7 separate regions of the Homo sapiens genome follow, and all the other regions are linked to region 2. A link is a loop called in an ENCODE intact Hi-C map of the cell type or tissue named here. Cell type or tissue: mammary epithelial cell. All regions are shown on one strand. Links, peaks and the distances in the headings refer to the core of each region. The heading gives the core; the rest is flanking DNA.

Evidence for each region. Peaks named below come from ENCODE experiments on the same cell type or tissue, not always from the same donor. Only the 100,000 strongest peaks of a DNase experiment are listed, where the experiment ranks them.
Region 1: it touches region 2 in a loop (13-fold over the local background); 35 of 110 quality-filtered maps call a loop at or near these places.
Region 3: a loop joins it to region 2, with 15 times the contacts of the local background. A loop is called at or near these places in 99 of 110 quality-filtered maps.
Region 4: a loop joins it to region 2, with 22 times the contacts of the local background. A loop is called at or near these places in 14 of 110 quality-filtered maps.
Region 5: a loop joins it to region 2, with 8 times the contacts of the local background. A loop is called at or near these places in 67 of 110 quality-filtered maps.
Region 6: a loop joins it to region 2, with 8 times the contacts of the local background. A loop is called at or near these places in 6 of 110 quality-filtered maps.
Region 7: a loop joins it to region 2, with 11 times the contacts of the local background. A loop is called at or near these places in 4 of 110 quality-filtered maps.

Annotation. Positions count from the first base shown.
Region 1 is chr11:8,190,111-8,194,519 of GRCh38, forward strand. No RefSeq gene overlaps it. Among named protein-coding and RNA genes, the nearest start is that of RIC3-DT, 23 kb to the left of the region's middle. RefSeq lists enhancers at 2,492-2,786, 2,830-2,879, 3,056-3,626. In mammary epithelial cell, for the core only: a CTCF peak has its summit at 2,631 (motif pointing right); a DNase peak (open chromatin) is centred at 2,651.
Region 2 is chr11:8,564,996-8,569,404 of GRCh38, forward strand. All of the region lies in intron 1 of STK33 (serine/threonine kinase 33), which reads right to left. Among named protein-coding and RNA genes, the nearest start is that of STK33, 27 kb to the right of the region's middle. RefSeq lists an enhancer at 1,922-2,001. In mammary epithelial cell, for the core only: a CTCF peak has its summit at 1,806 (motif pointing left); DNase peaks (open chromatin) are centred at 1,866 and 2,776; H3K27ac peaks cover 366 bases.
Region 3 is chr11:8,223,236-8,227,644 of GRCh38, forward strand. It overlaps LMO1 (LIM domain only 1), which reads right to left. Exons shown (of 4, transcript NM_002315.3): 3 at 3,740-3,865; 4 at 1,074-1,486. The coding sequence ends at 1,381. Among named protein-coding and RNA genes, the nearest start is that of LMO1, 38 kb to the right of the region's middle. RefSeq lists an enhancer at 3,913-4,409. In mammary epithelial cell, for the core only: a CTCF peak has its summit at 2,515 (motif pointing right); a DNase peak (open chromatin) is centred at 496; H3K27ac peaks cover 421 bases.
Region 4 is chr11:8,004,665-8,009,073 of GRCh38, forward strand. No RefSeq gene overlaps it. Among named protein-coding and RNA genes, the nearest start is that of CASC23, 9.6 kb to the right of the region's middle. In mammary epithelial cell, for the core only: a CTCF peak has its summit at 1,902 (motif pointing right); a DNase peak (open chromatin) is centred at 1,907.
Region 5 is chr11:8,326,876-8,331,284 of GRCh38, forward strand. No RefSeq gene overlaps it. Among named protein-coding and RNA genes, the nearest start is that of LMO1, 65 kb to the left of the region's middle. RefSeq lists an enhancer at 1,927-2,221. In mammary epithelial cell, for the core only: a CTCF peak has its summit at 2,074 (motif pointing right); a DNase peak (open chromatin) is centred at 2,146.
Region 6 is chr11:8,245,564-8,249,972 of GRCh38, forward strand. All of the region lies in intron 1 of LMO1 (LIM domain only 1), which reads right to left. Among named protein-coding and RNA genes, the nearest start is that of LMO1, 16 kb to the right of the region's middle. In mammary epithelial cell, for the core only: a CTCF peak has its summit at 1,933 (motif pointing right); no DNase peak of the experiment used is centred there.
Region 7 is chr11:8,958,018-8,962,426 of GRCh38, forward strand. TMEM9B (TMEM9 domain family member B) reads right to left here. Exons shown (of 5, transcript NM_020644.3): 2 at 4,075-4,166. Among named protein-coding and RNA genes, the nearest start is that of TMEM9B, 4.2 kb to the right of the region's middle. In mammary epithelial cell, for the core only: a CTCF peak has its summit at 1,733 (motif pointing left); a DNase peak (open chromatin) is centred at 1,734; H3K27ac peaks cover 628 bases.

The DNA.
Region 1 (4,409 bases), core at 237-4,236, 370 kb before region 2:
ATACATTGTGCATGTATTGTATATATACATTGTGCGTGTATTGTATATATACATTGTGTGTGTATTGTATATATACATTGTGTGTGTATTGTATATATACATTGTGTATATATATAGTGTATATATATGTATGTATATATATAGTGTGTGTATATATATATTATATATATATATATTATTCCCCCCCCACACCTGCTTCCTGAGCTGGCAAATAGGGCTGGGCTGGGGCACAAGCTGCCTGAAACCATCTGAAGGGAGTAAGTGGAATCCAAGCTAATCTATAGGAAAGCCTCAAGCCAAGAACCAGAGAGATGGATTGCAAATGCCAAGACCAAAGGGGAAGAAGGAGCTTTGTGAAGGGTGTGCGTGTGTGTGTGTGTGTGTGGTGTGTGTGTTTGTGTGTGTGTGTGTGTGTGTGTGTTCCTTTTGTTCATTCTCACAGCTGCAAGATACATCTGCTTAGGCCAGCTTTTGAAATCTCAGTCTGGCCAGAACTCCAGGCCCTCCCACCCTACTTAAGTCAGTCTATAAATGCAAACTGCAACTATCTGCCAGGCCCCTCCTAGGCCTGCTGCATTTATTCCTGACTTGCTTCTTCTCAAGTGCCGTGCCCCATTAGGTTACCAATTCTTGGCTCCATCTCTTCTTCACAAATCTGTTTCTTCTCCTTTGGTCTTGGTGTTTGCAATCTGTCTCTCTGTTTTTTGGCTTGAGGCTTTCCTATAGACTATCTTAGATACTGCTTACTCCCTTCAGATGGTTTCAGGCAGCTGGTTCCCCAACCCAGCCCTACTTGCCAGCTCAGGAAGGGGCTGCGAGGAAAATGCCATCCTTGGGTTTCCCTGCAGAGCTCCACCCTCTCTCATTCCTCCTCTGTCTCACGCTTCCTCTGCCGAAGGTCAGATGCACATGCTGCACTGAGTGGGTGCCCTGCGGCCTAGGTGGCCTCAGCTTTCAGCTTGGCATATGGGAATTTTGGAGCTTGTTGGGAGGCCCCAGGGAGGATGGAGACATAGTGCTGCCACCACTGCCGTTTTCAGAGCCTCAGAACAATCTGTATCCTTGGGCCTTTTCCATAAGAGGGAGTGTGGGAATACATATGATTTATAATGTAAACAATATATACCGACAGGATGTGAATGAATAAAAGATGAGTAAATAAAAGCACAAGAATAAATAAGCATCCTGCCTTGGCCTTGCTCTGCGCAGCAAGGGATATGGTGGAAGCATCATGGCAGGACAGGGCAGCTAGTGGCTGCTGCCTCAGCCTTCCTCCTCACTGGAAGCAGCCACTCTGCCCACCCTCTGTACCCTAACCTTGAAGCCCTCCTGACTTCAGCAGATTCTACATTAGGAGCTGACCTCTTCACACTGGGGCAGTTTGGTGCACAGAAAAAGCACAGAACAGATACTAACTAGCATTTTAACTTCACACAGATCAGTATCCCTCCCTCCTGCTATCCTCCAGGCCCTGGTTTCCCAATCTGTAAGTGAAGGGATTAGACTAGATGTCCTCTAAGTCCTTCAGGAATGTCCTTTCATAGTCCATCTTATCAGAAGGGTCAGTGTGATGCACCCTATTTCTGAGCCTCAGTTTTCTCATCCATAAAGTGGAGGTTCTGATGGGAGGTCTCAAAGGGCTTGATATGGTTTGGCTGTGTCCCCACCCAAATCTTACCTTGAATTGTAATAATCCCCATGTGTCAAGGGCAGGGCCAGGTGGAGATGATTGAATCATGTGGGTGGTTCCCCCATACTGTTCTCATGGTAGTGAATAAATCTCATGAGATCCAATGGTTTTATAAATGGGAGTTCCCCAGCACAATCTCTCCTTGCCTGCTGCCATGTGAGATGTGACTTTTGTCCTCATTTGCTTTCCACCATGATTGTGAGGCCTCCCAAGCCATGCTGAACTGTGAGTCAATTAAACCTCTTTTCTTTATAAATTACCCAGGCTCAGGTATGTCCTTATTAGCAGCGTGAGAACGCACTAATACAGGGCTCTTCCACCTCTGATGCTCTGCTAGGTGGCTCTGACTTGCTACCAGAGTTTGCGGCAGAGGCATGCGCGGACACGCGCGCGCACACACACACACACGCACGCAGGCACACACACTCCTCCAGACTTCAGGGCAGCCTGGAATGGGCTTGGTTTCTGGGCCTGCAGCCCTTAGGCAGATTGGCGGCAGCACTTCCATGTAACCTTCCCTCCAGACCTCCAACGGGTTGGACCCTGTGCCCTCTCTCTCCTGGTCCGCGCATGACAGAAGGCATAGGTATCATCTCCTGTCCCAAGGGCCCACATGCCCCAAAGCCCTCCTGCTGCAGCCCTCAGGAACTGTGTGGTGAACCCCTGTTCTGTACCTGCACCTCTGTGCTTGGAACTGAATGTGCCCTCAGGAAGCAACTGTCTAAGGTGGAGAGGTGGGGAAGAGGAACCCGAGAGAGAGAAATTGGTATCCACAGGGGACGTGAGAGAGGGCATAGGGGGCCAGAGGAAGCAGAAGGCAGGCAAGCCAAGAGGAAGGCTGGGGCATCCTCTGGAACTAGCAGGAGATGGTTTTTTCTAGGGACACGACTTCTGGCTTGAGCCTGAACTTAGTGCAGCCTCTGGGTTGCTCCTCCATCCTGCCAGCAGATGGCAGTGTGTGTATGGGAACCAAGGTGAAAACTCCTGGGATCACCAGCAGACGATTCTGCAGGCTAGAGAATAGGAGGGAAATCACTGTCCTTCTTGCCAAAGAGCTGGATGATCAGATAAAGGGTCATGTATCCTCCTGAAGAATCACCCACTACCCTCATGAGCTGCTAAGGGGAGGCTTATCCAGGAGTGCTGGGGCCATGGTGTCCCTTCTTCTTCCAGTAGTCTGGTCTACCCCACCCTGCCCAGTGCTTAGGCTCCACGTGGGTCTAGGTAGGGGTCGGGATTGGCCACAGGCCCTCAGGGCACCCTCCCACTGAGAAGCCTGCCCCTGTGTAGCCAGCTCCTGCCAGCGGCGTTGCCCCAGCTCTCAGGCTGAAGCAGCTTCTGGGCAGCTCTCCCAAGTCCACTGCAGTCTGTGTCCAGGGTCCTGCGGCAAGGATTGGGTCATGTGGGCTCTGAGCCTGTTCCCAGTGGCCCCTACAGCTCAGCCTCACTGACTTAGTCCTGTTCTCAAGGCAAAACCCCATATGTCCACTACAGTGTCCTGAAGAGGGGACCCAGAGCAGCAAACAGCCTGGGCTCCACCATCCCTGGTCTTGGGCTGGCCCCCTAGCCTGAAATGAGAGCTTCCACAGACACCAACTAGCTCTGTCCTGCCTGGGATTCAGGATGCCTGGTTTGGACTGAATCACCAGCACTATTGCAGCAGACAGGACCCCAGACGCTATGGCGACCCCGGCCTGGGCAGAGATGCTGTAGCATCTGCTGCCTTCAGCACAGTCACCAGGCACTGCTCCTCAGGAGGCCTGCAGATGCCCTTTCTTCTTCAGCAGCCTAATAGGGCCTGGGCTGTGGAGTCAGACATGGCTTCTTGTCTCCACTCCACTAGTTACCATCTGCGTGGCTCAGAGCTAATGATTTCTTCTGTGAGCCCCAGTTTCCTCTTCTGTAAAATGAAAGTTTTAATGGTACCTCCATCATAAGATGGTGGGAGTGTTGGCCAAGCCCCAGTGGATGGAAGCTGCTCTGGTTTTGGTGGACACTGCCTGAGAAATACTCTCAGTAGGGGGGAAAGGAAAGGTTAGTGACTGGATTTAAGGCTTGACTGAGCTCAGACTCCTTATTCTAGAGCAGGTCTCAGGCCAGCTGAGGCCAAATCTCTGGGACTACAGCTGAGGAAAAAGAACGCTTTCCACCTGCACTGCCAAGATGGGAAACAGAAGGCTGATCGTGGTGGGTGTCCCATATTGATAATTTTCTGGGGGCCTCTGGGGTCACTGGTATCCTGTGGTATCTGGGTTTGGGCTCTGTCATTGGCTCTGAGCTGAGCTCTGGGCTCCAGGCTCTGGGCTTGGGTTGGGTTGGTCCAAAGAGAATGTTGAAGATTATATTATTTAAGGGAATCACAGTGAGTTCAGCTTGTTAAGTACAGGGTTTGGCACACGATCACTGATCAAAACAGAATGAATGAATGCACACTATTTTTCACTGACCGCAGTTTTCCTAATAGACCCTCTCTGCTGGCTGGGGCCCTTTTCAAATAGGAAGGAGACAGGAATTAAGGGTTCCAATTCTTACACTTTCTGCTTTCTGCTTTGGTCAGCCTCTGTGACTTTGGGTCCTCATTTACAAATGAGACAGGGTAATCTCTATAGGGTCTTCCAGCTCTGGGATGACTGGGTCCTAAAGGGAGAGGGTTAGCAAGGCCTGAGAGCAGAGAGATTCCTTCCTGAGGTGGGAGAGAGGACTTCATGGGTGGTGGTGA
Region 2 (4,409 bases), core at 189-4,188:
CAAATTAGTGATCCCTAAACTTCCTTTTAGGTTTGCCCACTACTCTTCCTATTATGACTCTAGAAAGCCCTTGAGAGGGCATCTCCGGGAGTGTCATTTATGAGAAACCAAGCCAACAGAGAGAACACCTAGTAAGATAATTAGTGGATTTTAGAAAAGAGGAAAAAAAAATAACAAAGTAGTGAAAGTACAGGAGATGGATTCGCCACCATCTAATCAGCGCTACATGGAGGATATAGGTTTTTCACCATGATTTATAGTCAAAGGTTAAAAAACTTCACATTTTTAACAAAAATACCAACCCCCATCTCCCTGGAAGTTGTAACTCTCTGCTTTTGTTGTAATTGGGGTTTACCCATGGGGTTAATTTCCCATTGGATATAAGCCTATGGCCATCTCTACATTGCAGGCAGCATAAAACTGGGGCAAAAAAAGAAATACCTTCTGCATCCGATAACAGAGTTTCACAGCCGGAGTCATAAGCCCCGAGTTCAAATATCAGTTCTGCCATTTACAAGTTCTACGACTGAAGGCAAGTTATTGAAACTCATTCAGCCTCAGTCATCTTGTCTGTGAAAAGGGATTAGAACCTACCTCACAAGATTATGATAAGGAGAAAAAGAGATAATGTACATAAAGCTCTTAGCACAGTGCCTGGCACATAAATAAGTACACAGTAAGGGATAGGTACCATTAGAAATCATTAACTCTCACCTTCACGTTCATTTGTTCGTCTCTGCTGCCTCTGAAGACTTCTTAGGTCTTAGATGCACCTTGCTTACCTAGAACCCAAATATCCTGTCTGCTTCTGCCTATCTCTAGCTACAGGACTCCCTCGTTCCTCCACCAACAATCCCCTGGGTTAAGTTATTACCCATCCAAACTTACAAACTCTGCCGACCCATCCCTCCTGTGTAACTTCCCTCCCTGTCCTGGCCTGTTCCGCATGTTGCCATTCATTTCCAGTGTGACAAATCTGAAGTCAAGTCAGATTGTTTCAGTTAGTTTGAAGGCTGCCTAAAAGGCTTTATTTAACCTACAGAAGCCAAAATCATTATTTACATATAAATAACATCATTGGTCAACTGATTAATAACTTTATACTCAGGACCATGCTAGACTCTCCAACTATATTTAATCCTTCCAAGTTAAGACTCTAGTTAATTAATTATATTTTATCCTTCCAAAATATGACTGCATTTACAAGCAAAGAAGTTACCTCAAAATGCAGCTTCTAAATAGACCCTCAGTTTCTGCATCTTAATTCAACTCCTTGTTATCTCCAAAACGTGAGAGTTGAGAAATAAAAGCCTCTAGGCTACTTTTTAAACAATCTTAGACCCACATTGTCTTAAAATTATCAGAATATCTCTTAGTAAACACTCAATATTTTCACTATTTCATTACTCTCCAGGTATATTTTAAGTCCTTGACTAAATTAAATGAGTCAAGAAAAAGAATCTGAAGTACTAGTAACACAAAATTGGTCTAATGTTTAATGTGTGGTTCATTTAGAGGCAACAACTAAAGATCAGGGTCATTAGCCTTTCCTGTGCCAGATAGCATCTCATAGGATATCTTGACTAAATTCTGCAAACAGTCAATTGAACCAATATTGCATCTTGTAATAGTCATACATGCTTTTACTACTATAAAGATGACTTTTTATTATGTTTCCAATTCAAAATCTATTCTGCTACCCAAGTCTCTTCCACAGCATACTTCTTTAATTTAGTAAATGAAATTTTGCACTAAGAAAGCAGCAAATATTTATATTGCCAAGTGATAGACTGACCTCTAGTGGAAATTTTTTAAATTACTGAGTGAGCTTCTCAGGACTTTAATACAGTTATAACTGTCGAACCTATGACATTGTTAAAATAATGTTTAAGGCTGGGCGTGGCGGCTCATGCCTGTAATCCTAGCACTGTGGGAGGGTTTGAGACAAGCCTGGGCAACATGGTGAAACCCCAACTCTACTGAAAATACTAAAAAATTAGCTGGGGTGGTTGTGTGTGCCTGTGGTCCCAGCTACTCGGGAGGCTGAGGTGGGAGGACTGCTTGAGCCCAGGAGGTAGAGGTTGCAGTGATCCAAGATCGAGCCATTGCATTCCAGCCTGGGTGACAGAGTGAGACCCTGTCTCAAAATAATAATAATAATAACAATGTTTAAAACATTACTAATAAAATTTACTTCTTAAGTCAATTCAAGCATAGACTAGGGTTAACAGTAGAGACTCTGGTTCAGAGCTCACCTCTGCCACTTTCTAGTTATGTAACGTTTATCTGGCTCCCCATCTGTAAAATGAAAAAGTGAATATTACCTACCACATGGGGTTATCATGAAGATCAAATTAGTCAAAATATGAAACATATCTAGAACACAGTAAGGTACACAGTTCAGTGCTATAATATTATTAGTTATTACTATTTGTGGCTGCAAGAAATTATGGCTGGAGGCAAATAATAATTTCAGAGAATATAAAGAAAAACAAAAGAGTCTTTACAGGAACACATTTCTTTAGGGATTGGCTATAACAAACCAATATAGCACCAATACAGCTATTCCTCCCATTTCCCAAAATATATGAGCTATGCCTATATAAACAGAGGAACGGGGAAAATCAGAAGCACATAACTACACCTGGGTAACCTTTTGTAGGAAATACTGGGAAGTCTTTTCATTGTCCCAATATGGGCATGATGAATAACACCAGATTCTATCCTTTAAACCAAAAACAAACTAACAGCTCCAGTCCATGTGGGTCTTTCCAGGCTTTGAACTCCTTTTACATTTAGCACCTAGCTACACACTAAATTAGTCATCAGTCTCAGATTATCTGAGTCATACAATGTAGCACTTTTCTATAATTAACTTATTCTTTGGGCTTATATTACAAGATTCTGAACTTTTAAAAACAATATTCAACGGCTTCTACAGCAATATATCTGACTAATGACTAAAAAATGCCTCCCTACAAAGTTAATAATATAGTCTCCACCTCTTTTTCCAAGGAAAATCCAAATCAGCAATTATTTTCAGCTTACAGGAATGTGCATAAAATTGAAAGATGGTCTATAATTCCAAGGTACTTCCTTAGTACAAAATAATTGCCATCCAGAGAAAAATAGCTTGTTTTTATCATAAAACAATATGATCACTAAATAAAATACAGTTCTTAGTTCCTTCCATCACAGTCCTGAAGTACCCAAATTCATTTTAGTAATTCACATTTTCTATTCTGGGAACACTCCAAGTTGCAATTCAGTTATTCAATGTAAACATGAACTCATTAAAATGGCATAAAAGTTCCTCCAAAGTATTATTCATAACATTTACATGTATTTACTACAAGAGACTAAAAAGAACTGATTTATGTAACTGGGATCATAAATCGTGGATAATGAATTATATATGTAAAACCACAACTCAAAAACAATTACAAAAATGAATACCACAGTATGGTCAGACAACTTCTAGAAAGCATCAGACATATTGTAACATAATTCGCTCTGCTATTAAAAGTCATCAATAAGTGTGGTGCTATTAAAGCATGTATTTCAAGATAACAGCAAAAATTAGACGTTTGAAGTTTTTTGAAAGCTTGAGTTTATCTGGAAATATAAAAGCAAGAAAGCTATTTATTATAGTATTTGATACTTCACTAAGTACAGTTCCATAAAACTGTGGCCCTGAACATTTCCCTAATAACTGTCTAGGAAATATAATGCAGCAGAAGGAAGATTGATTCTGATACTACAGAGAAAAAGTCTTATTCCCTTACATATCCTTTGTAGACAGACCTTAATGGATTATGTGCTATATTACCTTCTTATTTTTCTTGTACTAAAGCAACATTTATATTATTAAGATTGGAACAGTAACAATTCAGTTCCACCAAAGACACTAAAGATGACAAGGAAACTATGTACCTAGGCAAAGACCTAAGGAAAAGTATGTATAGTATAAATTTCCTTTTTAGGAGTTATAAGACATAGACATTCAAATAGAATAAAGCCCAGTGCTCCCAAGGAATATTATCTGGAGAAGGTCCCCAAAATGACTTCTTAAAAACATCACAAGGCATGAATTTACCAAGGTTTATTCTATGATTCTCAATCTGGCTGCACAGTTTATAGAAATTGGCAAAGTGATACTAGCATGCATCAGTAAAGGCAAAGGTCCCAGAAAAGCCAGAACAATCTTGAAAAATAACAAAATTGGAAGACTCACACTACCTTGTTTTAAGACTCACTATCAAGCCACAGTAATCAAGACACTTTGGTATTGGTATAAGAATAGACAAATCAATGAAAACAGAAGTCAACTGATTTTTGACAAGGCTGGCAAAGCAATTCAACAACACAAGAAAAGTCTTCAACAAATGGTGCTGAAACAGCTGTATATC
Region 3 (4,409 bases), core at 243-4,242, 340 kb before region 2:
CTTGGCACTGTGGCTGCAGCCAAGACCAAGACAGCATCCCTGCTGCCTTGAGTAAATCTAGCTCGGCGGGGGAGGTGGAAAACGCCCTGGTGTCTGCCTGTCTGCTGCAGTTCTGGCTGGAGCTGAGTGATGGGGCTTGACCACCTCCACCTCTCCTGCCTGTCTCTGCCTACACACTTGTCTACTTGTGTGTCCATCCTTCCTGCCTGCAGCACATGTCTGTCTGACCGTATGTCCATTGACTTGTCCATCTATGACTTTCTTAAGTCATCACAAATGGCCTTGTGTCCCCCAGAGGGAACTGGCCTGTCCCAGGTCTCCGCATAGCATTCCGTCCTCACAATGATGTGCTTTGTTTTCCTGGCTTTCCCCGCAACATGGCTTCTGCTTTCCATCCCCACAGCAAGCTCCCCAAGGGCAGGGACGGTGTCTGATCTATGATTCATCCTCACATCTGATTTGCTCCAGGACACCCCCGGTTGCAGCATGGGATTGAGACACAGAGTCTATTGAGGTTTGCTGACTGAATAAATGGATGCCTCCAGACTGCATGGGCTGAGTCGAAAGGAAACAGGATTTTTCTTGCTCACTCAGAAGAGCAGAAAGCTGGGCCCCAGCTGCTGGGCAGAGACAACAAGTGCTGTCTGTCACCCTAAAAGGGAAGAGAGGTTTCAGCATGGTGCTCCCATGGCAGAGGACACAAGATTTGTGGTCCTACTGGGGAAAAGGTCAGAGCTGGGTCCCCATCTGTGCAGTCAGTCTGGGGTCTCAACAGAGGGGATGGAACACAGGGTAGGGAAGGCTTCATCTTGCCCCTCTTCTTAGGGACCTACTCAGGGCCAGAGTGTGTGCTCTCCCAGAGGGAAGATACCCCAGGTCTCACCTCTGGCTGGGGCTGGAGGCTCTGAGTTGTCTCCTTCCTCCCAGCTTCTTCCCCTAAAGCCAGCCTTTTGCTCCCCTGCCCAGCAACAGCACATGCTGGAGGCCCCTACCCTGCTCTGTGCCCTGCCCTTGAGAGGCAGAGGGGAGGGGCCCCAGGTCTGTGTCAGTCATGTGAACAACGCAGAGTAACCTCCCGGAAACATTCATAAGTTTAATCCACGCCAGTAATAAAATCGCATTACATTTCTCATAAAATAAATGTTCCCATTTATATACAGAAGACAGACTGTACAGGCCCGGCCTGGCCCCAGGAGGGGTCACACACAGACGGGCGGTGGTGGAGGAGGAAGGGCCATCCCTCCCATCGAGGACGGAGAAGTTCTAATGTGGCAGGAGAGCGGCTGGCCAGCCTGCACTGGTAGAGTGGCTGGCTGGCCGGCCAGGCAGGTGGGCAGGCGGGCAGATGGACAGACGGGCCTGGAGGCCAGGCGCCGGGCGTTACTGAACTTGGGATTCAAAGGTGCCATTGAGCTGCCCTTCCTCATAGTCCATCTGACACAAGATCATGTTGTTCTTCAGGAAGAATTTGTCTCCCACACAAAATCTAGAAAATCCAAGCGAGAGAGAGAAGCCATGGGAAGGTCCCAGTGGGTAAGGGGGGGGCTGCAGACAGAAGCCGGCCTGGCCTATGAGGTGAGCTATGTGGGAGGTGGTGGGGGGAGTTTGTTCCTTGAACCTTCCAGAGGGAACTGCCAAAAGTCCCCACAGCACACCTGGGCAATTCCCCCAGGCCAGCCCCAACCTTGGCCAGGCCCTGTAGCCTGAGGTGGTAGGACAGACAGACAGTTGGGCCACAGGCTTCCATAGTCAGGTCTCCTGTGTTGGTGAGTGTAGGGTTAGGGGGGTTGGTGGAGAGGTGCAGGAACAGCCTACCCCAGTCCCAGAGAGGGAGAAAGGGAAAGCACAAACAGAAAAAGACCAAGTGGGGAGACAGATGGAGAAAGGCAGAGATGGGGCCGGGTGTGGTGGCTCACACCTGTAATCCCAACACTTTGGGAGGCTGAGGTGGGTGGATCACGAAGTCAGGAGTTTAAGACCAGCCTGGCCAAGGTGGTGAAACCCCATCTCTACTAAAAATACAAAAAAATTTAGCTGGTGGGCATCTGTAATCCCATCTACTCGGGAGGCTGAGGCAGAGGATTGCTTGAACCCAGGAGGCGGAAGTTGCAGTGAGCCGAGATCACGCCACCACACTCCAACCTGGGCGACAGAGTAAGACTCCATCTCAAAAAAAAAAAAAAAAAAAAAAAAAAAAGGCAGAGATGGGTAAGGAAGGAGGGATAAAATGGTTGTTTTTTCCATCCGTCTATCCCTCTCCCCAATTTAAGAGGATGGCTCAGTACAGGGCATTCTTCCTCTAAACAAAATTGATAAGTTACCTAGAGCATCCTTCTAGGAGGTAACCCCGTTCCACTATCTCCTCTCCTACCGAAGGAAGGCCCTTCATTGGTCTCCTAGTCCTCCCCAAGTAAGGGAAGATTCCGGTCCTTTCCCTAAAGATGTCCCCAGGGTGGGTGAAGCCTTTAGTGAGACCCCAAGATCGCTGGCCTAGTTCCAGCAGATCCCAGTTCAACCACCAGGTGGCGCTGTAAGTTCACTGAGCCCTCCTAACAGCAGGTCCGGCCAGAGCCCCCAGCCAGACCAGCGTTCCCTGTAGGTCCCTCTGAACCTCACTTCAGGGAGCACTTGTATGCGTTCCTACCTGACCTGGGGGCTCCTGAGAAGAGCGCCTGCCTTCTGGTGCTAGGCCCCAGCCAGGGCTGAAGGGCTCTGGCTCCTTAGGTCCCCAGGGACTCCCACAGGGCTAGGGCACAGAGTTGGGGCCAAGAGACCAGAAAATAGGCTGGGCTGGAACCAGAATCACAAGGGCTGGGTGAGGAGAGAGTGGCCACTCCCTGAGGGGACTTTGCCCTCCAGATTTGGGAACCCCTTCTCACTGGAACATACATGCACACACATGCACATACTATACACTGGGTACGGGGGTGGGAGGATACGTTATCCCATGCACATGCACGTTTCAAACACGTATACAGGCTGGGCGCGGTGGCTCACACCTGTAATCCCAGCAATCTGGGAGGCTGAGGTGGGCAGATAACCTGAGATCAGGAGTTCAAGACCAGCCTGGCCAACATGGTGAAACCCCGTCTCTACTAAAAATATAAAAATAAAAATAAAAATAAAAATTAGCCAGGCGTGGTGGCACACGCCTGTAGTCCCAGCTACTTGGGAGGTTGAGGCAGGAGAATCACTTGAACCCGGGAGGCAGAGGTTGCCGTGAGCCAAGATTGTGAGATCACACCACTGCACCCCAGCCTGGGCAACAGAGTGAGACTATCTCAAAAAATAAAATATGTATACACACATGCATACTCACCTCATCATGCATGCACGTTGCACATACACATACACCCCCAGACATTTAAAAACACATGTACAAATGCATATTAATTCCATCATGCACATGTGCCCACTTGTACATTTCCAAATACACATGCATGCACATGCACACTCAACTATGCATACACAGTAAACTCATGCACGCCTTCATTATATTCACACAGAAATGTGCCACACAGATGTGCACACCCAATATTAAAGTGCACACATTTGGCTACCGAGCTTACACACACATAAAACACATAAAGCACATGCACGCTCATAACCTGCACGCACCACCACATACACACACGCAACCCGCATTTGCGTGCACGCCTCCGCCGTGCTCCTGGCCCATCCCAGCAGGCCTCAGGCTGGCGTCTGGGGAGTGTGTTGGGTCGGCCAGTCCAGCACTGACCTCTGGTTGCAGAGCTGGCAGGCGAAGCAGTCGAGGTGATACACGTTGTCCCGGGCCCGCATCACCATCTCGAAGGCTGGGATCAGCTTGCTGCAAGCAGCACAGTTCCCTGTGGTGCCAAAGAGCCTGCCGAGGGAAGGGCGCAGAGGACTCAGCAGCATTCTGGGAAGCTGGGTGGGCAGGGGGAAAGGAGTTGCCTCCATCCAGGGTCCTTCCCATACTCCAACTTGTGGGCTCAGCAGGTGGGCTCAGGCAATAGGATAAGAGCACTGAGGGCAGCATCTAGATTCTGCCCAGAGATCAGGCTGCCAATAAATCAGCACATCCCCTTCCAGGGAGGGTGTGTAGGGGGTCAGGAGTTGGCTGCCACTGCCCATCCCAAGGCCCCCTCCCAGGCTCCCACAAGGGTCCTCAAGCCCTGGAGCCACCAAGAGAATCCTAGGCTGGGCCCTGAGCAAGCCTGAATTTCAGGGGCAGACTGAATCTTGGGTTGTGTGCCCTCAGGCAAGTCAGTGAGTCTCTCTGAGCCTCATTTACCTCATCTGTAAAACAAAGCCTGAAACACACCCTTTATGGGGTAGTTGTGAAACCTGTTGTAAATTCTCAGTCACAACTCACTAAGCAACCACCTAGGTAGTGTTCACTATGTGTCAGCCACTAATCTAAGAGC
Region 4 (4,409 bases), core at 205-4,204, 560 kb before region 2:
TCTGTAAGGGACAAGGGATATGTATGACCTTACAATGACTTTGGTGTGCTCTCTATTAGGGCCAGACAGGGAGGGCAAACCAGCTCACAAAAATCTCAGTCTCCTTTTTTGAACAATGATATTTTTATTGTTATGAGTAACATTTATCTTTAAGGATTGGAAAATATAGAAAAAAGAGAAAGAAAAAAATAGAAATAATTCAAATTTGCCCTCAACGATCATTATTGTTAACATGTTGTGCCAATCCCTTTTCTCTACAAACAACTTTTTTTAAAACAGTGTTTTGAATTTTCTATTTTGGCTTTTTTTAAACTAAACATTTTAGAATGATTATTATCCAGGTCATTAAATCTTCAAAAACCTTATTTTAAATAGTTTTATAGGTTCCTGTTATACGGGTAAACTATGATTTACTTAAGTGATTTTTTAGTGTTGGGCATATGGGTTCTTTCTGATTTTGTGCTAATAGATATCTTCCATGGTCGACAACTGTGTGCAGACATAAATGTCTGAGTTTCTGCTTCTTTAGGTCAATCTCTCTTCCCTGCTGTGTGTCATACTTTGTGTCCTGGGAAGCCCATGTCGTGCTGCTCAACTTCTGGGTTTGAAGGAGACCATCAGGAAAATGCACCTGTGGCTCTGCATGCCCCCTTTCCACAGGATTCAGACACTACGGACGGAGGGCATGGGAAACTGAGAAGGGACCAGAGACAATATTATTCCACTTTTTGCCCTCCAAGGCCCATACCATAAACCTCCCCAACTCCTCCATTGCCCAAGCCAGAGCCCTCATGAAAATGAACTCAATCAAATTAACTTTTGAAGAGTAAACGAGATTCTAGGGACGTGGGAACCTGATCGCACTTCCTTTTTCCCACCCACAATCTATGGCCACTCCTGAGCCTGTGGGCTGCTTGAAGGCAAGTGAGGCCTTGACCTCTGCTGGAATCCTAAGAGAGAGAATTATTTAGAGTCTCATGGGTCAGGAGAGTCCTGGGAGGCCAGTACAGAGGGTTTCTAGCAAGGACCAGAAAGCTATAAAGCTGGGAAGAATGTGGCCCACAGAGATCTTTGGACCCATGAAGGGAAGCAAGTGTGGGGGTCTTGCTGGATTCTTGCTCTGGCAAGAAGGATTGAACAGGTAAACTGAGTCTTCCCTGCCCTGACACAGGACAGTGTAATGAGACAAGGGCTTCAGCAGGGCACTGGTGTCTTACCTGGTTCTGCCCCATCCATCCCAGATAGACTATTTCCCCTCCCAGCACCCACAGAGCTGCCAACAACAGCCAGACTCAACCCCAACAAGCTTCACTCCACTCTCCTTAGAACATCGAGGAATCAGTTCTTACTGAAAGTTTACTTGGTGCAGCCTATAACTGTGACTTCAGGTTCTGAGCATATCTGATGAAGAAATTAGCATTTTCCCCACATACTAGATATAGTCAGCATTTCCAGGAGTGTTCAAAGAGAACCCAGGTTGTTTAAGATAGAAATCTAATTGCCAGCACTGACTTGCTTCTCGTTGCAGAGTCTAGGAATCCATGCATGCTCAGTAATGCAAGTACTTGCAAGCTGACAAAATTCCATTTGTTTGTCCCCCTTATTCCCCTTATCACCAGCGAAGTCTCCCAGAAGGCAAGCAGTTGCCTATGGCGATGATCTAAGCTGTGAATTAGATGTTTGTCCCACAATAGTTTGTCTGATCCATCTTGTCTGTCAGTCCTGTGAAGGTATTTTCTGTCTCATTAGGGTCTTCCAGTACTTTGCTTAAGTTTTGTCCCATGATGATGGTCATCAATTTTATAATGGTCTCTGTCCCACAATGTTGGTCCCAACTATAACAGGCCACCAGTCTCAGGAGCATTGCTCTATGCCAGAGGCTTTCTGAGTCATGGCCACTAGAGGACACCCTTACACCACTTAAAGGCCAAAGGTTGCCAGTGGCATTCCCTTAGTTCCTGAGCTGTTTTCTGAGGGCCTGCCCAGAGAAAGCACCTTCTGCTTTGGAGAGGTCAGGATGGTGCCAAAAAAGTGACCAAAGCTTTTGGAGCTGCTTCCCTTGGCCACCTTTGAGCCACAGAGTGATGAAACCAAACCATCTTCCTCTATCCCCACCCCCAAAATCACTCCAAATAAACACATAGTATTTCTAAACTTGGTTTGATAACACAGTTTCAAGTAAATCTATGGCCCACTCCCCTTCCAATCAGATTATAATCTGCAAACCCCTCTATACAGAAATTCTGGAGCTGCTGTTGCCCAGGAGAAACCCTAGCTCAGGACCTGACAACCAAAATGAGGTTCCTGGAGCTTTCCTTCCAGGGAAAGGGTGATGCTTATAAGAGAACCTGGACTTTCCACATGGTACTAGAGTTCTGGACAGGAAAGTGAGGGACTCTTGCCAAATTCTGGAGGTTAGAGAAGTGAGAGGTACAAGATAGGATCCTGTCCAATGGTCCCAGTAAAATTGCTTTGTTGATTGGAAGTGCAAGGGATAGACAGAGGTAATGGTTAGCTGACAATGGGAGCCCCAGATTTAGATATAAAAATTCAGCTGGAGGGAGGACATAGTTTGGGTCCCCTTGCAACAGAACATGTGGCAAAGACTTGGGGAAAAATAGTTTACGTGTGAGGTGATCTGCATTTGATTCCTATGGTTACCATAATAAGTACAACAGTTCACCCTTATCCATGCGGGATACATTCCAAGACCCCCAGTGGATACCTGAAGCCATGGATGGTATCGAACTCTATATATACTGTGTTTTTTCATAAACATACATACCTATGATAAAGTTTAATTTATAAATTAGGCACAGTAAGACATTAACAACAATAACTAATATAAAACAGAACAATTATAACAATATACTGTAATAAAAGTTATGTGGATGTAGTGTCTCTCTTTCTCCCCCCCCCCCAGCCTCTCAAAATAACTGTACTGTACTGCATGTAACTGAAACTGCAGAAAGCAAAACCATGGATAAAACCATGAATAAGAGGGGGCTGTTGTATCATAAATTTGGTGGCTTAAGACAACAGAAATCTATTTTTTCAGTCTTGGAGGCTAGAAGTCTGAGATCAAGGAACGGTCTTTGATACTGCCCCCAAAGCCTTTATTTTTTTTTATTTTATCTATTTATTTTTTTGAGATGGAGTTTCACTCTTGTTGCCCAGGCTGGAGTGCAATGGCACAATCTCAGCTCACCACAACCTCTGCCTCCTGGGTTCAAGCGATTCTCCTGGCTCAGCCTCCTGAGTAGCTGGGATTACAGGCATGTGTCACCATGCCTGGCTAATTTCTTGTGTTTTTAGTAGGGATGGGGTTTCTCCATGTTGGTCAGGCTGGTCTCAAACTCCCAACCTCAGGTGATCCGCCCGCCTCAGCCTCCCAAAGTGCTGGGATTATAGGCATGAGCCACCGCGCCCAGCCAGGACTTCAACATATCTTTTAAGGGGGACAAAACTAACCCATAATATGATCTTAGAAGTAAAAGCAAATGGAGACTAGGATGGGAAGAACTTAATGCAACTGAAGGTATCAAGCTGGTTATTTCTGCAGCAACAGGGACTCAGTCCCACTGAGGAACCTCCAAGGAGCCATGTGACATACCCCTCAGAATTCTCCCACTGAGGGACTGGAAGGCTGGGGAATTTAGCCTGTTACCCCACTGGCTGAAGAATTCTCCTGGGAGGCTGGCTAACTTCCTCATATTTAGAGGCTACAACTACAGTAGGGCTGCATCCTTCCCTAGCTAATTAAGAGAGATTGAGGTGCGATGTGAGCCCTGCGTGTGGGGCTGTCCACCGCCACAGTGCTGAAATCAAGGAGGCACCCCCAGTGTTAGAGAGGGTACCCCCCTTACACTGCTCAGATCTGCTCCTCCCCCACAGCAAGTCCACACTATCACTGACTCTTTTAGAGTGTGGACTCTTTACGAGTATGCAAGCTCTTAAAAAAAGAAAAGGGACTTTCAGGAGTAGAATTAGTGGAATAAACTATAGTCGCCTGTGGCAGCTGGTCCTCAGCCACAATTAATATTCATCATCTCCCCGCTCCCCCTCCAACCCACCAATTCCAGATTTCTTTCATGCCTGGTCAACACTAAAGTTGGTCTGGGCTGCTCTTCCTGAGGGCCTGGGCCCTTGACTGTCTTGCCACTACCCTACTTTGTTGGCTGTGGTTGGCTATGCACCATTATCCCTCAGCATGAAGGCACCAAAAGACACTCCAGCGACCAAGTTTCAGATGAATCCTCCCTGCCTCATTATGCAACAGCCACTTTAGCTTCTCAGAATGGGGGTTGATTGCCAGCTCCAATATGGTAACTTTTCTTATCTGATGGTCCACTCGCAGGAGGAGCCCAAAGTGACCCAGCAATAGAGTCAATGGAAAACTTCTCATGTTA
Region 5 (4,409 bases), core at 211-4,210, 240 kb before region 2:
TAGCCACTTGCTACCTCTGTTCACCAGCTGTGTTCTGATGCATTTGGTTGTTATCTGATGTTTAAATCCTCACGGGAAACAAAGTTTGGTCCTTTTGGAAAGTCTTAAATAGAAAGCAGTTTAAAACCAGCAACAACAACTACTGGAGGTTAGTGAAGGGATAACCTGTAGTTTTCCAAGTCAAATGGTGTTCATAGTGAATCCAGAACAGATCAGTGAGGAGGCAGAAATGGAGGGCCTGTTTCTATGTGGCTCTGTTCACTACGACAGGTGGGGACAGGCCAGGACTCAGCTGAGCCAGGCACTTGTGGAACGAAGTGGGAACTTTTTCTCTCAGTCAAAAAAGTTACCAGGTACACCTGGGGGCGTCTGCAAATGGGAGGGACAATGAGTAAGTCAGAGTGCCGTGTCCCCCATGCTGGCCACACACAGCAGGTGCTCAGTAAATGTTTTCAGTAATATTGTTTTATTTGGGAACTTTTTTCCTAGAGAAAGAAAAAATAAAACCTGAGGTGTCTGCATACCTTGGGTCCCCTGGACCCTGGTCGGATCCCAAGATGTAAAGACAAGGACCCAGGCCCCTCTTCCCCTTCCCATCTTCCCGAAGGCCTGAGAAGGACTTTGTTGCTTTGGTCCCAAAGGAAAGAAGCCAGGGAAGGCTTCTACTTGCAGAAAGGATGACTAGAAGGGTACGGATCTCAGGCTAAGGCCCATTCACTCTCTAATCCTAACTGGCCACTCTTTTTGGGAACTCTCAGAGAAGTTGGTTGTAAACTTTCTGAGAAAGAGAGTGGGGCCATAGCTGACCACCAGCTGGACCAGCCCTCCTGGCCTTAGCAGCTGTCCTCAGCGGCACTTGGATGGGCTTGGCTCTGCCTCCAATCCCTTGCCAACCCAGGACACGACAGCACATTCGGCTCACTGGAGCCACTGATAAAGGAGGCTACTTGGGAGGAACCAATCCAGGGACCACAAACTAGAGGCTTGGCTTCCTAGTGCTGGGCAGCTGCTCTCTGGCAGAATTCTAGGGGTTCCCCCAACCCCTGAGATGACTCAGAATGTGGGGAAAGGGAAGGGGAGTGGCAAATAAAGACACTTACCCCAAGCTGTTATCTGCTTTGCATAATGGGCTTATACAAAAGATTTGTTTTGAAAAAGGGTTTGGCCACTTTTTAAAACCTGCAAGTCATTAGTCTAGGAGTGGCAATCCTCACTGCATTGTGTAAGCTGGTTAATAACCCATAGGGGATTCCACATGTGTGTGAGGGGGTAGGGGTTGTATGCATTTTGTGAAAGAGTCTCAGGCGGTTCTCATATGCCCTGTTTGAGAACCAGTAGCCTAGTGGTTCAGAGAAGGCTGAGCTGGACAGGTACCAAGGACAGGACAAACATGCCCTTTCTGTCTGCCCACACTATCTTCCTGTGACTGATCTGTGGGCTCAGAGGCCTGCCTGCATGTCTTGGGTTTACATGAGGTGCTGTCCTGGTGGCCCGGGCGAGGCTTTCCTAGGATTACAGGTGCAGCATGTCCAGGCTGGGAAGGGGTGGTTGGAACCGTCCCCTGTCCCTCAGGCATGCCACTCAGAGGCTAAAGGAGAAGAAGAGAGCTCTCTGCAACCCCAAGAGGACAGGGAGTCCTCTCAGCATGGCTGGGGCCACAGAGATGCCTCTGAAAGACAGGGAAGTGGGGTCCCTGGAGAGGGTGACGCCACTCCTCGTATTTCTCATCTCCCCTTCCATCCACATTCTCAGTGCTTTGTGATTTGGAACTGACAAGAAGGGGATCCCTGAGACAAAGGGAGGATGAGGGGCTGCCCTGGAGGAGGCTGTGTCCAAGGTTGGTGCCAGGCCCTTCCTAGAGCCTATCGGCCTCACCTGCCCCTCACCACCCGCAGTCCCTTTTCCCCATATCTTCTTCCTAGGCTGGGCCTAGGTGTGCCCCCCACCCCCTCCCCATCCTCTCTGCTCACTCCTGGCCTGGCACAAGTCTTCCTTCCCTGTTCTGCCCCTGTTCCTGTGTGGCTCTGCCCACCTGCCCAGGGTGAGCCTGTGCCAGAAGCCCAGGTCCTCTAGGGGGCGGCAGAGAGAGCACAGGCTGAGCAGCCGATGATTCATTTGTGTCCCTGAATTGGGACAATCCAATGGCCTCTCCGGGCCTCCGTTTTTACACTTGCTTGTGGGGGAGGTGACTCACCGGCCTCTCCCTGTCAGAGGCACTGCTGCAGCTGAGCCGCTGCAGAGAACCTAAGCGGGAGGTGGGAAGGACTGTAGGAGGGTGAGCAGTGGCAAAGCCTGGCCAGGCAAGTGTGCTGGGGACAGCCACTGTTCAGCACCCCCACCCCAGGACGGCAGACCAGCGGCTACAGCCAGGCCAGGACGGCATGCTGGTGTCCGGTGGCCTGGGTCCTAGCCCTGGGCACTTGGTCACTGAGAACCAGGCAGCACTCTGTGCCAGGAGGAGCCCAGCACCCCGGGGGCCTCGAGTGCCCACTCGAGAACTGCCTCTCTTCCCTCCACCCCTGCCTGCATTTTCTCAGCTCTGTCTGACTTTAGGGCTAATAGATTTGGGATTTCTCTTTGTAAAGAAATACAACCCCAGCGCACAGGGGCCGGGAGGTCCCCAGCCCATCCAGGTTCCCAGAATCTTACATCCTCTTTGCCTCTCCCCTGGGGAGGGTTGGAGTTTGGGTCCAGGGGAGGTAGCTGGCCCTGCCCTGGAGCGCTAGGAAGTCAAGGAGGCTGGAGGGCCTGGCCTCTGCCATGCTACACCAGGAGGCCCAGAGGGGTTTATTTGGATTTTTTTTAATTATCATTTTTCACTTTTTTTCTCCTCATGAAAAAATTTTAATACACACAGTAAATTAAGCCTGGAAAAAGGGAGGGGGGCACATTTCATCTTTAATCTATTTACTTCTGAATATTTAACATACAATTCTGGCACCAATCACCAAATTTAACTGGAAAATTACTCACTAATCTGTTTGCTTATTTGGAATAATTGGGTCGGCTGCCAGCGCGAGGATTTCCCCCCCCCCCAGTTTAATATCTCAGTTAGTAGTCCAATTTCAGCTTGGCGGCATAATTACTCTGACAGAGCTGTAGCCACGGGGCCTGTGAGTGGGGCTGCTTTTAAACCGTAAATTATGAAGGATTAGCATTTATGAATTTTAAATCAGGGCTGGGGTAGGAGACACTAAAGCTGCTTAACGCTGGGGAACAGCAGCCTCCACTCAGTAGCAGAAGCCGTAACCCTTCCGCTCCCAGGACGGGCCATAGGACGTGGGAACCCGAGACGCAGGAAGTGGTGACCTGTGGGACACGGAGCCCTAGGAGTTCGGATCACGAGGGACATGGGGAGTGGGGGATGGGAGAGAGCACTGAAGCACTGATGAAGCCCCTGGGGGCTAGAAGCCTGGGGTGATGTGGACGTGGAGCAGGTGCTTTGGCTTCTCTCCTGGTCTGTGGGCTACAGTTTCCCTCTGGGAAGCAGCAGGGTCGTTGCCCGGAGCAAGCTTCGAGTGGCAACCCAGAAGTGAGGAGGTCAATCCCCGCAGCCCCCTGCCTCCTGCCTCCACCCTCCCACCTCCCACAGGTTGGGTCTCTACTTCTCTTAAGAATCCCCATCTGCAGCTGCTAAAGTTTGCATTCTTTCTTTCTTTTTTTTTTTTTCTTTCTTAAGAATCCCCATCTGGCCGTGAGCCAGACTGACCCAGTGCCCTCCAGCTCCGAGTGTGACTTCCTGGCGTGCCCTGCTCTGCCGAGCTGGAGAAGGGCCACCATCGGTGCTCTCTCGGGTATGTGATCTAAGTTCTCACCTTCCTTCCCACTCTTCCTCCGTCCCTCCTCCCCACCCGCCCCTCTCTGGCACCATGGCATCATGGACCCTGTAAAACCAGATAGAGCCGACTTGAAATCTGGCTGTGCTCCTTATTAGCGGGGTGACCTTGGGCAAGTTACTTAACCTTTCTCAGTCTCCATCATAGTTCAGTTCAATGAAGACAGTAATTCCTACCCTGCAGGGCTACTGGGAGACTTCCGTGAAATACCGTGGGCGAAGTGCCAGGCACAGTGCTTGGCACACGGCAGGTGTTTACTGGGTCAGCCCCATGCTCTTTGGAGTCTTCCCCAAACCTGAGTCAATGCCCTGTGTCCACTGCCCTCTCTCTGTCCTCCATTCCCCCATCTCTCACAGAGCATGGGACACTTCAGCGTATGGCCTCAAGACCCAACAGGTTCTCCAGGACTGGCCCCTATCAGGAGAATCCCTCTGTCTAGGAATCTGCACCTCAGCCTGACCTTATTGGGAGTGGGAGCTGGTACCAAGGTTGGATGCTGGGCACTAGTAGCCACTAGATATAGGTCTAGGACATCTGCTGGACCACCAGAACGCTCTGGAGCCAGGCTGGCTG
Region 6 (4,409 bases), core at 240-4,239, 320 kb before region 2:
TGAAGCCAGCAGGCAAAAGATTTATCCAAAGTGCCAATGAACCCCAGGATCTCACTGGGGAAGTACCAGGCTAAGGGCAGCCTCCCTTCCGGAAGTTCGGACAACCAAGGATGGCTTCTCTCCTAAACACTCATGTACTATTCATTTGAATTTAAAAACAAATATCCCCAAACACAGAGTTTTCATATGACTCAGTGTGTTAATCTTTCTTGTGTTGCTATAAAGACATAGCTGAGGCTGGGTAATTTGTAAAGAAAAGAGGTTTAACTGGCTCACAGTTCTGTAGGTTGTACAAGCATGGTTCCAGCCTCTGCTCCTGGTGAGTCCTCAGGAAGCTTCCAATCATGACAGAAGAGGAAGGGGAAAAAGCAAGTCACATGGTGAGACTGGGAGCAAGGGAGATGGGGGAGGTGCCACACTCTTTTAAACAACAAGATTTTGAGTGAACTGAACAAGAACTCACTCATCACCAAGCGGATAGTGCTAAGCCATTCATGAGGGAGCCATCCCCGTGATCCAATCACCTCCCACCTGTCCCCACCTGCAACACTGGGAATCTCATTTCAACATGAGATTTGGAGGGGACAAACATCGAAACCATATCACCCAGCAACTCCCCTCCTAAGTATATCCCCAAGAAAAATGAAAATATAGGTCTTAACAAAAATTTGTACATGAACGTTCCTAGCAGCATTACTCACAACAGCCAAAAAACAGAAACAACCCAAATGTCCATCAATTGACAAACGAATAAATAAAACATGGTATATACATACAATGGAATATGATTTGGCCACAAAAAGAAATGAAGTACTGACATATGCTACATCATGAAGGAACCTTGCAAACATTATGCCAAGAAAGAAGGCAGATACAATAACCACATATTGCATGATTCCATTTATATGAAATGTCCAGAATAGGCAAAGCTATACAGACAGAAAGTAGTTTAGTGGTTGCCAGGGAGGGAGGAATGGGGAGTGACTGCTAATGGGCTGAAGGTTCTTTTTGAGGTGATAAAAATGTTTTTCAATTAGATAATGGTGATGACTGCATAACTCTGTGAATATACCAAAAACCACTAAAGTATCTATTTTAAAAAGGTTAATTTTGTGGTATGCAAATGATAAATCAATAAAGCTATTATAAAACAAAACAAACAAAAACAAATAAATATTCCTTTGAGAACAGGAGAAACCAGTTCATAAAATATTCAGTCCTGGGGTCAGCATAGCGGGGGAAATAACCTGTGGCAGCTAGAAGCTGCCAGGTGGGGGGACCTGGGAGGCCCCATGGCCAGCCTCACAGGGGGCAGGCCCTGGTCACCTCATCCCCCTGCTGGGATGAAAGGGATGAAAGGGCTCCAGAGCACCCCCTTACCTCCTTCCCCAGACCCCCACATCCAGAAATCTGACTCCATCCACTTTTCCAGCCCTGCTCCCCAGGAAACTCAAACCTTACTGGATCCATCACTCTCCTTGGCCCATCTGCTTCCACAACTGCATTCTCATTTTGTCTTCCCAGGTCTCTCTTTGTTGAAATTTCTGCATCCTTCAAGGACTATGCCCTACCTGCAAACTGAGCATGCCCATGGCAGGGGGGTCCCTCTTTCAGGACCTTGAGCTTGTCCTACCTTGGACACCACGAGTACATAACAGTATGTGCATAATGCTACATGCATAATGAATAGCATCATAGTAAGGACTCCCCCAGGCAGGGTTGGGTAAGGGATGCTGCCCTCTCCCAGGGCCTGTGAGCCCCACCTGGCACAGGGATGTGCCAGCTTAGATCCAGTCCACGAGGGTAGGAAGGAAAGCAACGAGGCTGCCTTTGAAGGGGGAGAGCACCATGCCCAGACTAGGGACAGCACCCTTTGTAGCTAATCTGAGAGGACAACCCAAAAAGATGAAGCATCCTGGCCAGCAGGGGGAGCTGGGGCCACACTGGGGCAGGGGCATTTGCCTGCCCCAGAGTTGGGAATGAGCAGGGATAGACTGAGAGTAGTCACAGCGGCTCAGGCCTCATCTCCGCAGAGGCGACCAGCCTCCAATCCTCCCACAATGGAGAGAGCCCTATGGAGGGGACAGGACAGGTCTGGTCACTTGAAAGGACTATCTGGGCCTTGAAGCAAGTGGACACATGCTCGTTTTCTAGTCATTAGGTCAGTTCCCTGAGTCTACATGGATTCAACATGAAATGCTGTCTTGGGAAGCTGCCCCTTAGGGAAACTACCCTTGGAACTTCTCTAAATTTCTCCCCCAAAGTTCTATGAGGCCCAGGGATGAGAAGACTTCTCAAGGTAAGGGGTGGCAGGAGTACATGTTGCAAGTACCTTCCCTTTATGTAGCCACTGTGTTCTCACCAACACCTCCTCGGGTGGGCACAGTGCTGCCTGGCTGGCAAAACACATGAAAACATTTTCTGTCATTTGAGTTCTGTGCAGGGGGCAGGGAGGATGTTCTGGGTCTTAACTTACGTGACCAGGGCTCAGAAAAGTTAAGTGGTTTGCCCAATAACACACAGCAGTGGGTGGTAGAGCAAGATTGCCCGTGATCTCACAGTCAGAGGACCACAGTCCATGCTTGTTACCTCCCAAGTCAAAAGACAGCTACCCCTGCAGCAAGCGGTCAGGCCCTCATGCCGCTGCCGTCAATTTCAAAGAATTCTAAAGATTTCACATCTGCATGTATCTGAGCTGGTGCTCTTGGGGGTTCTCTCTCCTTGGAAGAGTGAGTCCGAAGCCTTTGCCATGGAAGGGAGGGCAGGATTCCTGGTAGTATGGACCACAGGGAGAAGAGTGTGTGCCCTTGAGACAGCATGGAGTGGGCTGGTGGGTCTCCAGGCCCTGGGCAGCCAGGCAGGAGTGGTGCCCATGCACCACATAGACACCTGAGTCTACAGACAGACCACTATACAGACCTCTCCCCTGAGGGACAGCTCATTGCAGAGGCAAGACCTTAGGCATAGTTCCCAGACTCCACAGAGGTGCTCTGCAGCCTCAGACAAGTTCTGCTCTTCTCTGGACTGATCTTAGTTGAATATAACTGGGGGTGGACTGGAGTAGAAATAGGTAAGGGTAGGGAGACCGTGAGCCACGCCTCTTTCCCAGAATCAGCAGCTTTCATGAAAGCCATTCGGGAGAAAGAACACTGGCCCAGAGTGGGAGGGCCAAGAAACACTTTACAGACAGATCAGAGGAGGTCAGAGGAGTCAGGGACTGATCCATGGGTGGCTGGATAGGTCTAGACTTGCTGCCTCCCAGTCCTACTGTCCTCCTACCTGCCTCAGGCCCACAGTCTTTGGCTCCCTCCCTCAGAGCCTAGAAAGCCAGGATTGTGGTCCAGTCTTGACAGCAGCAGAGGGGGAAGTGAAGGGTCAGGGAAGCCTTCAGGCCAAAGCTGGGCTGGGCAAGCAAGGGCCTCAGGGACAAAGCTGGGCAAGGACAGGCTTGCAGCCAGGGGCTCTGGTCTACCTTCCCTGGAGCTCAACTCCAGCTCTGGCCACAAGTTCAAGCCCTGCTACGGGGAGCTGAGCAGCTCCAGCCAGGATCTTGACCACCAGTAGACCTCAGATGAGCTCCCATTCCCAAGGCCACAGCTTCAGCACAGTTTCTCTCCTAGACCTCAACTGCCTCCTCTGACCAACCCAGACCCTCACCTGCCTCACCCTGCACAGACCCAGACTGCGAGCTCTGGACGAAACTGAAGGGAGGCAGACAGGAGTGTGGGGCCGTCTGAAGCCAGAGGGATGAGGAGAGGTCCATCTATAAAGCTGAAAAAGAACCCCTCCCTCCCCATCATATGCTGCTTTCTCTGCCTCTAGTTTTATCCCCTCCCATTTGCTCTCCACAGAGTAAACCAAATGGTCTTAATAAAATGTAAATTTGAGCATGAGTCTTGCTTCTACCTAAAGCCATTCAAAGGTGTCTCGTTGTACACATGGACATAAAGATGGGAACAACAGACACTGATGCGTGATAGGATCTGTCATACCCCGAACCTCAGCATCATGCAGTATGCCCATGTAACATGTAACAAACCTGCACATGTGCCCCAAGGATGTGGAGAAACTGGAACTCCTACCCACGGCCTGCAAGGCTCTGCACAATGTAGCGCTGCCAACCCTGACCACCCTGCAGCCTCACTGATGATGCCCCAAGCTCCAGTCACAATGGCCTCTGCAGTCTTGAACTTGGGGTTCCTTGTCCTCTCTCTGAGACAAAGGAATCCTTATGATTCTCTCCAATCCTCTCCTGACCTCCTTCACCTGTAAACTCATTCATTCATTATCCGCTCAACAAATATTTACTAAGCATCTACCAGCAGGGGCTAGCCCTTAACATCTACATTTTGATAAAAATTATACCAAAACTGAGGATTTTTCATCAAGAAAGTAACTCTTAATGAGCT
Region 7 (4,409 bases), core at 123-4,122, 390 kb after region 2:
GCATGGTGGTGCATGCCTGTAATCCCAGCTACTCAGGAGGCTGAGACTTGAGAATCGCTTGAACCTGGGAGGTGGAGGTTACGGTCAGCCGAGATCGTGCCATTGCACTCCAGCCTGGGCAATGACAGCGAAACTCCGTCTCAAAAAAAAAAAAAAAAAAAAAGGCCGGGTGTGGTGGCTCACGCCTGTAATCTCAGCACTTTGGGAGGCCGAGGCGGTTGGATCATGAGGTCAGGAGTTCAAGACCTGCCTGACCAACAGGGTGAAACCCCATTTCTACTAAAAATACAAAAAATTATCTGGGCATGGTGGCACATGCCTGTAATCCCAGCTACTCAGGAGGCTGAGGCAGGAGAATCACTTGAACCTGGGAGGCAGAGGTTGTAGTGAGCCGAGATCGCGCCATTGCACTCAGCCTGGGCAACAGAGTGAGACTCTGTCTCAAAAAAAAAAAAGTTAATTTCTAGAAATTCATATTTTCATGTTCTGTTCCCTCTAAACTGTGGCATTAGAAAAAATAACCAAAACGGTATATGATAGAAGTTGTTAGGTTATTCTTTTTTTTTTTTTTTGAGACAGAGTTTCACTCTTGTTGCCCAGGCTGGAGTGCAATGGTGTGATCTTCCTCAACACAACCTCTTCCTCCAGGGTTCAAGTGATTCTCCTGCCTCAGCCTCCCTAGTAGCTGGGATTACAGGCATGCGCTACCATGCCCGACTAATTTTGTATTTTTAGTAGAGATGGGGTTTTTCCATGTTGGTCAGGCTGGTCTCAAACTCCCAACTTCAGGTGATGTGCCTGCCTCGGCCTCCCAAAGTGCTGGCATTACAGGCATGAGTCACCGCACCCGGCCCAGGTTATTCTTAACAGGTAATTTAATTTTAACAAAGGTAGTAATGAAAAATTAAATTTCCACTGATGGTATTTCAAATACGGGTAAGGCCCCACAACTCTCACCATAAAAGTGTGTGATATCTGTTCCAAATATACAGAAGACCAGGCATGTACCCAACTGGATGCAGGCACAAAATGGGCAGAGGGAACTATATCCCATAACAGGTGTTATCTATCTGAGGATCAGAGAGCTCATCTAGCCTCAGGCTTAGAGAAGGTCACAGAGTAAAATCATATTTGAAAAAGGATCAGGCCACGCATGGTGGCTTATCCCTATAATCCCAGAGTTTTAGGAGGCCAACATGTGAGGATCACTTGAAGCCAACTTGAGACCAGCCTGGGCAACATAGTGAGACCCAGTGTCGACAAAAATAAAAATTAGCCAGGTTGATGGTACACACCTGTAGTCCCAGCTACACAGGAGGCTGAGGCTGGAGGACCACTGGAGCCTAGGAGATCAAGGCTGCAATGAGCTATGATCGTGCCACTGCACTCTAGCAATAAAAAAAACAGAAAGGACCAGAATCCAGGACTCCTGCTTCCTACGTCAGTTCTTTACCTCTGAACCTCGGGAAAATGAAACTGATCTATTTAGTTTCCTACTTCAGCTTCAGAAGCTTTGGCAACAATACCTAAGAATGACTTGGGAATTTTAAGTGCTAAGTAAGTATTGAGTATTTCTTTTGAAGGATATATTTTAATAACAAAAAGATACTTGAGTGCTGTGCAAAAGTTGTGCCCAGCTGGAGAGAAAGCAGGAAGGTTGATTTTGGCTGACCAGTCATTACAAACAGAGCTAGACCTAGTCAGAGGTTAACCACTTAAGGAACTAGGCAACACCTCCCCCTAGTGCCAAAAGTAACACATCATTAGCTTTAAATCACCCCAAACACAAACTAGAGCACTCCAACTACTCTTAAGTTTTAAGTCAGCCAGCATAAGTCAATGAAGACTTAAAGATAAAAACTGGACAAAATGAAAGGCCCAGAAAACAAAAGGTAAAACTATATCTAGGCCCTCACAGATACTGGAGGCCTCGTAAAGCCATAATTCTGGTGAATCATAACTTGCCTGCCCCGTAAAGTCAGTTAAAATTTTTCAGTGCCAGCTGGGAACTTATCCCTAGAAAAATGCTAAGCTGCAGAAAAGAAACAAGGGAGAGTGGGAGAGAGGGAAGAAAAACCCCAAGCAAGCCTTATTCTCAACTGTTTATTTTCTTTGTTTCTGTTTTTTTTTTTTTTTTTTTTTTGAGACAGAGTCATGCTCTGTCACCCAGGTTAGAGGGCAGTGGCACAATCTCAGCTCACTGCAACCTCTACCTCTGCGGCTCAAGCGATTCTCTACCTTAGCCTTCCGAGTAGCTGGAATTACAGGCGTGTGCCACCATGCCCAGCTAATTTTTATATTTTTAGTAGAGTCGGGGTTTCACCATGTTGGCCAGGCTGTTCTTGAACTCCTGGCCTCAAGTGATCCACCTGCCTTGGCCTCCCAAAGTGCTGGGATTACAGGTGTGAGCCACCATGTCCTGCCTCAACTGTTTTCAAAGCCAAAGCTATTTTTACTAATAACCAGGGGTTAATGACATATGGTCCTGTCTGAGTCTGAAATAATGAAAAGTTAGTGAAAAGATTAGTGCTAACCACTTGAATAGTGAGTTCATTTGCTACTCAAAAGACAGGCATTGCATTTCATTACTGATAACAGAATAAACTGTAAGCACTGAATAAATTTGGAAAATTTATAGAAGTAACATAAAGATTTATTTGAACATTCTTTTTTTTTTTTTTTGAGCTAGGGTCTCGCTCTGTCACCCAGGCTGGAGTGCAGTGGCGCGATCTCGGCTCACTGCAAGCTCTGCCTCCCGGGTTCAAGCGATTCTCCTGCCTCGGCCTCCCGAGTGGCTGGGATTACAGGCACCCGCCACCAAGCCCGGCTAATTTTTTTTGTATTTTTAGTAGAGACAGGGTTTCACTCTGTTGGCCAGGCTGGTCTCGAACTCCTGACCTCAGGTGATCCGCCTGCCTCAGCCTCCCAGAGTGCTGGGATTACAGGCGTGAGCCACCGTGCCCGGCCTGAACATTCTTGTATCATATAAAGTAACTTCCTGATATAAAACCTTTAAGAATATGGCCAAATCGCTTGGTTAATATGACACCACTTACAGTGGAACATAGAGGTTCACAAGAAGTTCTCAAGAACACACTTAACAAATATGAGACTGAACCTAAATGCGTATCAGGGAAGAACAGACAGTGGCATCAGAGAAACTAAACATACTCAAAGGCTGCCTTTTCTTTTTTAAAGTCAGGTTGGAATACTGTTAACTGAATGAATTTAATCTTGCTTTCTAACTCTTTGATGGCTATTTAGCTATGAAATCAGATACACGTGAAAGCTCCTACCATTTGGAACTATTTTTCCTAAATTCCTATCCCATCCATCTTCCACCGTGGTTACAAACCATAAAACATCACAATTCTATGGGAAGGAACACATTCATCCTGCTGTAATACAACTGCATCCCAACTGCTTCATGGCACACGTAGAAAAAGCTATTTGTCAGGTCTGCTGGGATAAGCAGAGAAGGCTGCTGGTGGCTAGTCAGTCAGGATCCCCCAGTCATCACAGGCCTGCCTGACTGCCCAAGGACTGAACAGGTCAATATCTTGGCACAACTGTAACTTCTTCATTTACACCAAATGGGAAACTCTGACTACATAGCTCATTTCCACTTCTTCTTGAGCCTTCTGACACTTTTAAACATAGCTTCCCATACTTGGCAATACATCATCAAAACCTACAAGTTGTAAAAATTATAACCCAGACAAACGAGGCTTGCTAACCTTCCACTGAAAAGCAAGAGGGAGAAAGGTCCCTCACCAAAACTTGAGGGAGTACAGCAAGATAGCTATGGGTAGTTTAGGTGCCACAAACCCAGTCATATGCTCCCATGAAACTCTGCCTACATGGGTCTTAGTGTTTTGGCTGTATACCTTTAGGCCTGCAGGCATCATGCACGTAGGGCCTCACTCTCACTTTTTCAAATGGAAGTAGAATTTCACATTTTTGCTTCAAATGAAATACTTAAAAAGAAAACTATGCATTTGATGAACATTCTGGGATAACACTGACAACCACAGAAACAAATGTGACAGGTAATTCAGTAATCCAGATACTTACCAATCTTTCTGAGATATGTTCTTATTATAAATATGCCCAGAATTTTCTTTATAGGGAGGGCAGATACATTTACATCTGACATCCTCGAAATTCTGTAACCAAAATGGAAACAGTATAGTGCGTTGACAGTTTATCATCAATATTTTTAAAAACTGTACCATATACATTTTGCCAAGCATCCTCTTTAGAATACCAAGTATTCTAAAATCATTCATTTAAAACTTTAACAGACACAGTTTTTAAAAGCCACAGTCCTTTATGGTAATGCCAATGAATCATTATATATTACATGTAGTTATTTTGAAATAATACCTAATACATGATCTAAGACTTAT